Linked DNA regions of Homo sapiens: region 1 is linked to region 2. Evidence: read pairs that join two places in POLR2A ChIA-PET (ENCODE). Cell type or tissue: GM12878. All regions are shown on one strand. Each heading gives the region's core, and the rest is flanking DNA. Links, peaks and the distances in the headings are about the cores only. Region 1 overlaps STAT3 (signal transducer and activator of transcription 3). Region 2 holds the start of HSD17B1-AS1 (HSD17B1 antisense RNA 1).

Region 1 (4,380 bases), core at 232-4,231, 220 kb before region 2:
TAGCCAGGCATGGTGGCATGGGCCTGTAATCCCAGCTACTTGGAAGGTTGTGACTAAGAATCGCTTGAACCTGGGAGGAGGAGGTTGCAGTAAGCCAAGATCATGCCACTGCACTCTAACCTGGGTGACAGAGTGAGACTCTGTCTCAAAAAAATTAAAAAAAGAGAGAAGTTAGCATCATTCCATCATTCTTTGATGGTTTATCACTAGTGTAACAAAGACCAAAAGACCAGAAAGACAGAAAGTGAAAGGAGAGGGAGGGGGACCGCTGCAGGGATTTCTGAACTCCTGAGCTCTTTTCTGGCACTTCTATCCTCCCATTCCCAGAACTTAAGCTTCTTCGTTCCCTGGTCAGGAAGCATTTAAAACTGCTTTCAGTAAATTAACAACACTCAGGGTTAGTGAGGATATGAATAGACAGGCATTCTCATGTAGAGTTGCGCTAAATTTCCAGTGCAGGCTCTGTATCTCAAGTTTCTCCTAAGGCAAGCTGGTGCAACATGCTCACTATAGGGCCTTGCACAGGAAGGGTTGCAGTAAGATATGCTGGATGAAGGTAAAAGTGCAAATTACAGAAAAGCATATAAAGGAAGATCCTGGGCTGGGCACGGCAGCTCACATCTATAATTCCAGAGCTTTTGAGAGGCCGAAGTGGGATGATCCCTTGAGCCCAGGAATTTGAGACCAGCCCAGGCAACAAAGTAAGACCCTGTCTCTATAAAAAATTTAAAAATTAGCCAGGTGTGGTGGTGCATGCCTGTAGTCCCAGCTACTGAGAAGGCTAAGGTGGGAAGACTGCCTGAGCCCAGGAGGTCAAGGCTCCAGTGAGCCATGACTGCATAACTGTACTCTAGACTGGGTAACACAGTGAGACCCTGACTCCAAAAAAAGAAAAAAAAATGATCCTAATATAAACTGTATAAATTTCTATCTTTATGTGTATATACATAATGTGTATATACATAATGACAGATGTCTAGATTGAGCATCAACTAAATTTTAACTACTAGTACTGCTGATGATTTCATTTAAAAATTTTTTCTTCTCTTGATTAATTTTCTGTATTTGAATTTTTTCCCTTAAAAAGGGCATGTGTCATTTTAGATTACTAAAATAACTAAAATTAAAAGGTTTGTCTATCTGTTAAATACAGTTAAACCAAAAGCCTTAATTGAATTATTAAGTAAAATATACTTAAAATATAATAATATAAATACATTTTTTAAAACAAAGTTTCTCCAAATAAAGTAAAAACTTTATTTTATTTTTATTTTTTTGAGATGGAGTCTCACTCTGTCTCCCAGGCTGGTTGGTGTGCGGTAGTAAGATCTCCGCTCACTGCAACTTCCATATCCCAGGTTCAAGTGATTCTCCTGCCTCAGCCGCCCAGAGTAGCTGGGACTACAGGTGCGCACCACCACGCCCGGCTAATTTTTTTATGTTTTTAGTAGAGATGTGTTTTCACCATGTTGGCCAGGCTGGTCTCAAACTCCTGACCTCAAGTGATCCGCCCATCTTGGTCTCCCAAAGTGCTGGGATTACAGGTGTGAGCCACAGCGCCTGGCCGAAATAAAGTAAAAACTTTAATTCTTGGGCTAAATTTGAATATGGAAAAGTCCCCACGTTGGAGATATAGTACCAATTCTGTGGGCCTGCAGTTAAGATCAGAATTCAATCTAGCTTTCGAGAAAGAAAGGAAAAGCTTCTTTCATCCTTTACCAGTTTTCTAGCCGATCTAGGCAGATGTTGGGCGGGCCTCCAATGCAGGCAATCTGTTGCCGCCTCTTCCAGTCAGCCAGCTCCTCGTCCGTGAGAGTTTTCTGCACGTACTCCATCGCTGACAAAAGCCCCGCCAGCTCACTCACGATGCTCTGGTTGGAAACCAAAACAAAGTCAGAAAACATTTCCTCAGACTGTCTCTAACCACATTCTTTAGTCAACTCCAGAGCAGGAACTTCTTAGAAACCAAGCAAGTTCTGCCACAAGACGCTGAAATCCCGCAAGTGAGCGAGACACATGGGGGAAGTGGTCCGACCTATGCCCTTACTCTCCGCATCTGGTCCAGCGCAGTGAGCATCTGTTCCAGCTGCTGCATCTTCTGCCTGGTCACTGACTGGTTGTTTCCATTCAGATCTTGCATGTCTGCGAAGGAAGAAAAAACTCCTTGACCTGAGGGAATACTCCTTGACCTGAGGGAATACTCCTTGACCTGAGGGAATACTCCTGGACCTGAGGGAATACTCCTGGACCTGAGGGAATACTCCTGGACCTGAGGGAATACTCCTTGACCTGAGGGAATACTCCTGGACCTGAGGGAATACTCCTGGACCTGAGGGAATACTCCTGGACCTGAGGGAATACTCCTGGACCTGAGGGAATACTCCTGGACCTGAGGGAATACTCCTGGACCTGAGGGAATACTCCTGGACCTGAGGGAATACTCCTGGACCTGAGGGAATACTCCTTGACCTGAGGGAATACTCCTGGACCTGAGGGAATACTCCTGGACCTGAGGGAATACTCCTGGACCTGAGGGAATACTCCTTGACCTGAGGGAATACTCCTGGACCTGAGGGAATACTCCTGGACCTGAGGGAATACTCCTGGACCTGAGGGAATACTCCTGGACCTGAGGGAATACTCCTGGACCTGAGGGAATACTCCTTGACCTGAGGGAATACTCCTGGACCTGAGGGAATACTCCTGGACCTGAGGGAATACTCCTGGACCTGAGGGAATACTCCTGGACCTGAGGGAATACTCCTGGACCTGAGGGAATACTCCTTGACCTGAGGGAATACTCCTTGACCTGAGGGAATACTCCTGGACCTGAGGGAATACTCCTGGACCTGAGGGAATACTCCTGTCCTTAATGACCAGGCTCCTTTGAGGACCCGTACCTCCCTTGCGCCCCGCCCGCCTTAAGATCTAAACAGAGTTAAGACAAATGAGTCTTTCAACTCAACAACACAAACTCACTTTCTAGAGATTTTAACATCTCTAATATTCACTTGCCTCCTTGACTCTTGAGGGTTTTATAGTTGAAATCAAAGTCATCCTGGAGATTCTCTACCACTTTCATTTTCTGTTCTAGATCCTGTTTAAAATAAGCAAACAAAAAAACAGAAGTAAAGAAAGATTTCCTTGGGAACAGAAAATATAAAGTTTCTGAGGAGAATTCAAATGAAGCCAAAACCTCAAAAAAGATACATGCAGGACCTGCAGGCAGTATCCCCAAGAGAAGGCTCCCTGTTGGCCAGGTGCAGTGGCTCACGCCTGTAATGCCAGCACTTTGAGAGGCTGAGTTGGGAGGATCACTTGAGCCCAGGAGTTCATGATCAGCCTGGACAACACAGGGAGACCCCCATCTCTACAAATTTTTTTTTTTTAATTAGCTGGGCGTGGTGGTGCATGCCTGTGGTCCCGGCTACTTGGGAGGATGAGGTAGGAGGATCGCTTGGGCCTGAGAGGTCGAGGCTGCAGTGAGCTGTGATCATGCCACTGCAGCCCAGCCTGAGTGGCAGAGCAAGACCCTGTCTCAAAAAAAAAAAAAAAAATTAATGAAAGCTCCCTGCCCGAGGCTTGTAACTTGCATCACCTGCACTCTCTTCCGGACATCCTGAAGGTGCTGCTCCAGCATCTGCTGCTTCTCCGTCACCACGGCTGCTGTGGGGTGGTTGGCCTGGCCCCCTTGCTGCCAAAAAGGAGGTCAATGCACATGTGAACACAGAACTATGGGGAGAGGAATACCTCTACCCAGCTTCCATCCCACCCTAACTACCCTTCTTGTTTGGCTTGAGACGCTGCTGCCATCACAAGAGGAAGGGAAACAGAGGCAGTGGTGCTGTCACTACACAGGTGACACTACACAGGTCATACCATAAACCCCCTTTATGGCACTAAGAGACCACATGTTCAGCTAAGACATGGTCTATGCCTTCAAAAACCTCATGGGCAAGTATGTCAAAAAATTCAAAACAATTTATGACAGCAGATGTTGGATGTCTACTTAAACGTGGTGTCCAGTATATTTCTGAGGGATAATAAAAAAAAAGTCCTGCCCTAGGGATGAAATTCCATATTAAAAGATATTATCTTGGGGAGAAGGGGAGGCTGGTACCTTGGAAAATGTCAAATAGCACATGGAAAAAGAAAAAGAAGAAAGAAGGCTGGATGTAGCAGCTCACACCTATAATATCAGCACTTGGGAAGGCTGAAGTGGGAGGACTGCTTGAGGCCAGGAGTTCAAAACTAGCCTAGTCAACATAGTGAGGCCCCATCTCGAATGAATAAATGAATGAATGAATTAAAGAAATAACAAAAAATAAATAGCATATGAAACTTAAAAATTACAGGTTCGTGCCAGGTGCGGTGGCTGAT
Region 2 (4,380 bases), core at 60-4,059:
CCCTGGCATGCCCTCCGGGATCCCTGGAGACGTTGCAGCTGGACGTAAGGGACTCAAAATCCGTGGCCGCTGCCCGGGAACGCGTGACTGAGGGCCGCGTGGACGTGCTGGGTGAGCCTCCTGGAAGCATATGGGCTCCTAGGAGCCTTCTCCGCCCTGCGTTGAAACCAACATGTTCCCAGGCCCAGGGAGCACGAGGGGACAGGCCGTGCTGAGGGTGATGCTGAGGCGGGCTGGTCGGGCCTCTTGTCTCCGCAGTGTGTAACGCAGGCCTGGGCCTGCTGGGGCCGCTGGAGGCGCTGGGGGAGGACGCCGTGGCCTCTGTGCTGGACGTGAATGTAGTAGGGACTGTGCGGATGCTGCAGGCCTTCCTGCCAGACATGAAGAGGCGCGGTTCGGGACGCGTGTTGGTGACCGGGAGCGTGGGAGGATTGATGGGTGAGTGGTAGGGAGTGGCCTCGGCAGCTCCAGATTCTTTGTGTGCGGAGCTGAGCCTTGAAGGCAGGTTCCGCGGGGGGGGTGGAGTGGGGTGCCGTCAGCTTGGAGGGGCACCGTCTGCCCGGGGATGACCCCCTGGCCGCTGCGCCTCAGGAACCTCGTCTCCCCACCTAAGGGCTGCCTTTCAATGACGTTTATTGCGCCAGCAAGTTCGCGCTCGAAGGCTTATGCGAGAGTCTGGCGGTTCTGCTGCTGCCCTTTGGGGTCCAGTGAGTCAACACCCCCGTTCCCCGAACCCTCTTAACTCTGACCTAGAGACGCCGAGCACCCTGTCCTGCGGGAGCCGCTCTGGGGCGATCTCCCTGGCCCTCTCTGCCCGGCTCACATTAGCTGTGTGCCAGGCACTTGGGCTGGGCGCATGGCACGCATTGTGCCACCTGCTGACCTAGCTGCTGAAGTGTTGGTATTGTTATGGGGAAGCTCCAGCCCAGAGAGGTTAGGTGACTGGCCCAAGGTCACACAGCGGCCAGGGACCCCGCTAGATTCGAATCCTGACACCAGGGCTCCCTTGTAGCCTCAGATGGATTTGGGAGGGCTGCTCCGGCAGGAACCCGCGTTTCAAATGTTCTGGTTATCCCCAGCGCCCTTTCCGCCTCACTTCCCAGCGCAGCGGTGCTGCTCGCGGTCGGGGGCCGGGACGTGGTTGGGGCTGGGACTGGGGTTGGGGCTGGGACTGGGGCCTGGCTGGCGTCCGCCCCCTCCCACTCGTTGCTCTCCGGCCAGCAGCTTGAGCCTGATCGAGTGCGGCCCAGTGCACACCGCCTTCATGGAGAAGGTGTTGGGCAGCCCAGAGGAGGTGCTGGACCGCACGGACATCCACACCTTCCACCGCTTCTACCAATACCTCGCCCACAGCAAGCAAGTCTTTCGCGAGGCGGCGCAGAACCCTGAGGAGGTGGCGGAGGTGAGCGCCGGGCTGGACTCCAGGAGTGGGGGCGGTGCGTCCTCCGGCGCGCAGCGGTGGCCACAGCTCTCCTCCCGCCGCCGCAGGTCTTCCTCACCGCTTTGCGCGCCCCGAAGCCGACCCTGCGCTACTTCACCACCGAGCGCTTCCTGCCCCTGCTGCGGATGCGCCTGGACGACCCCAGCGGCTCCAACTACGTCACCGCCATGCACCGGGAAGTGTTCGGCGACGTTCCGGCAAAGGCCGAGGCTGGGGCCGAGGCTGGGGGCGGGGCCGGGCCTGGGGCAGAGGACGAGGCCGGGCGCGGTGCGGTGGGGGACCCTGAGCTCGGCGATCCTCCGGCCGCCCCGCAGTAAAGGCTTCCTCAGCCGCTGTCTCCCGCGCCCTTCTTTGTCCCCTGGGTCTGTGTGGTCCCTGGGGATGGGGCGGCGGTAGCAGCTGTGGGTGGCTAATTAAGATAGATCGCGTTAGCCAGTTTTACCAGCGCAGCTAGGCGCGATGGCTGTCGCCTGTAATGCCAGCGCTTTGGGAGGCGGAGGCAGGAGGATCGCTCAAGCCCCGGAGTTGGAGACCAGCCAGAGCAACACAGTGAGACCCCCATCTCTACAAAAATAAAGAAAATTTAAAAATCAGCACAGTGGCACCATTCCTTGAGCCCAGGAGTTGGAGGGTGCAGTGAGCATGATGGGGCCACTGCACTCCAGCCTGGGTGACAGAGTGAGACCCTGTCAATTAATCAAATGAACCAACCAACCGAAAAACTCAGAAACCAAGGTCCAGAAAGAAGCCAGCCCAGGATCACACCTCAAGTCCATATTAAAGGCCAGACACAGTCTCTGGATAACCAAGGGGCATCTGCAGGAGGAGTTAGGTGGGAATTGGCTTGGGGTAGAGTCAGGTTGTGACTTGGACCCCATTAGCCATGAGACCTCAGGCAAGTTCCTTGCTTTCTCTCAGTCTTTCTTTTCTTTCTTTCTTTCTTTTTTTTTTATTTTCTGAGACAGAGTTTCGCTCTTGTTGCCTAGGCTGGAGTGCAATGGGGCAATCTCGGCTCACCACAATCTCCGCTTCCCAGATTCAAGTGATTCTCCTGCCTCAGCCTCCCAAGTAGCTGGGATACCGGCTAATTTTGTATGTTCGGTAGAGACGGGGTTTCTCCATGTTGGTCAGGCTGGTCTCAAACTCTCGACCTTAGGTGATCCGCCCGCCTCGGCCTCTCAGATTGCTGGGCATACAGGCATGAGCCACCGCGACCGGCCCTCTGAGTCTTTCTTATCTGTAAAATGGGTATAATAATACCTATCTAATCGGTTTTAGTAATGGTGGAGATAATGCCTGAAAGTGCTAGTATAGAGGTTTAATAGCCAGCAAGGACTGTTATTAGAATGAATAGTAATATGACTACTGTCACATTTTGCAAATGTGTAAAGAAGAAAGAGGGCTAAGTGAATCAAAGGGAGACAGCCCCACTCACCCTGTTCTGCCCCAGAGGACTGAGCGATCCCCACCATCTGGCAAGCTGCCTCACCAGGAGGTCCAGCTGGGGCTACAGGACTGGCTACTTTGCTACAATGGCCCGTCTTTCCTGAGCCCAGTGGAGGGTCCCAGGGGGGCAGGAGTCATTGATAGGGGCCAGTAGGGTTGTAGAGCCACTGTCTGAACTTCTGTGGAGGTCTGGTGCAGGGGAGGTGTGAACAGATAGGAGGCTAGGTGAGGATGCAGCAGAGGAAGGGGGCAGGAGTGCCCCAGGAGGGGGCGGTACCGAGGCAGGGATTCAGCTGGGTCTGAGAGGGAGGCAAGGCTGAGGGGGATGGCCCTTTGGAGTGGGCAGGGACATGACCACAGAAAGCCTGGGAAGTGGAAACAGACAGGAGCCTGTTGGAGCTCTTGGAGCTTTGTGTGGGGCACTGGGGGAAGGAGGCAGGCACTCCACCCTGACCTGCCCCTACCTCGGATGAGGGTCTTCTCTGCCTGTTGGATGATGTGCTGCCCCTGCTCTTGGAGGAAGAGGCCTCCCAGCCACCCCCTCCTGCCAGTCGCCCTGACCTGCTGACCCAGACAGATCTGCTATCCCTACAGCATCCAGGAAGGCCACAGGGAGGGGGCCCAGGTGGCATGGGTTTCTGAGGCCTGGGATCTGCTCTCAGTCCCGCTCTCGCCAACCCCCTTTGCCCCTCTGTGACAGTGTGTGTACATATGCGTGCATGTGTGTACCTGTGTGGTGTGGCTCACAAGGTCACCCCTGGGGGTGGGATAATAAGAGGTAAAGTGTGACCCCCTCTCTTCCGTACATTCATTTTTTCAAGCTTGTGAATATTCACATTGTTAATATAATCTTCTGCAGTCCCATGACTTCGAATAGCACTTAGATGCCGATGACCCCCCCACCAAAGAAACCCCACTGTCTCCCACAGACTCCAGGTCTGTATCTCCAACTGCCTACTCAATACAACACGTCCACCTGATGCAATGAACTTAATGTGTCTAAACCCCAATTCCACATTTCCAGTCCTCCTACCGGCTCCTCCCCCAGTCTTCTCTACTTTACTGTATGACAACTCCATTTTTCCCAATACTGGTTTTAAAAACCCTGGAGTAGTCCTTGACTCCAGTCTCTCTCACCTTTCAACCAATTCAGCAGCAAATACTGACAGCTCTACCTTTGCTCATCAAAGCATATTCCAAAATCACCCTATTCGAGACTGCACACTGTCATCTTTCCCTTCAATTACAGCAGTAGCCTCCTAACTAGTTTTCTTGATTCCACTCTTGCCCATCAGCAGTAAAATTAGCACAGTGCATTTAAAATGATCTTTTAAAAATGACAGGGCCGGGCGTGATGGCTCATGCCTATAATCACAGCACTTTGTGAGGCTGAGGCGGACGTTATTGCTTGAGGTCAGGAGTTTGAGACCAACCTGGCCAATATGGTGAAACCCTGTGTCTACTAAAAATATAAAAATTAGCCAGGCATGGTG

What was found. Peaks named below come from ENCODE experiments on the same cell type or tissue, not always from the same donor. Only the 100,000 strongest peaks of a DNase experiment are listed, where the experiment ranks them.
Region 1: POLR2A ChIA-PET joins it to region 2 with 10 read pairs; 5 of 35 experiments call an interaction of 5 or more read pairs at or near these places.

The regions. Positions count from the first base shown.
Region 1 is chr17:42,335,716-42,340,095 of GRCh38, forward strand. STAT3 (signal transducer and activator of transcription 3) reads right to left here. Exons shown (of 24, transcript NM_139276.3): 5 at 3,599-3,694; 6 at 3,016-3,097; 7 at 2,048-2,142; 8 at 1,720-1,871. Among named protein-coding and RNA genes, the nearest start is that of STAT5A, 49 kb to the left of the region's middle. RefSeq lists an enhancer at 1,649-1,958 and a silencer at 2,089-2,138. In GM12878, for the core only: no CTCF peak of the experiment used is centred there; a DNase peak (open chromatin) is centred at 1,956; H3K27ac peaks cover 806 bases.
Region 2 is chr17:42,553,181-42,557,560 of GRCh38, forward strand. It overlaps HSD17B1 (hydroxysteroid 17-beta dehydrogenase 1), which reads left to right. Exons shown (of 6, transcript NM_000413.4): 2 at 1-111; 3 at 259-438; 4 at 614-707; 5 at 1,225-1,402; 6 at 1,489-2,034. The coding sequence ends at 1,758. It overlaps HSD17B1-AS1 (HSD17B1 antisense RNA 1), which reads right to left and starts at 1,622. Exons shown (of 1, transcript NR_144402.1): 1 at 1-1,622. RefSeq lists enhancers at 1,387-1,954, 2,770-3,317 and a silencer at 1,604-1,763. In GM12878, for the core only: no CTCF peak of the experiment used is centred there; a DNase peak (open chromatin) is centred at 1,591; H3K4me3 peaks cover 2,005 bases; H3K27ac peaks cover 1,656 bases.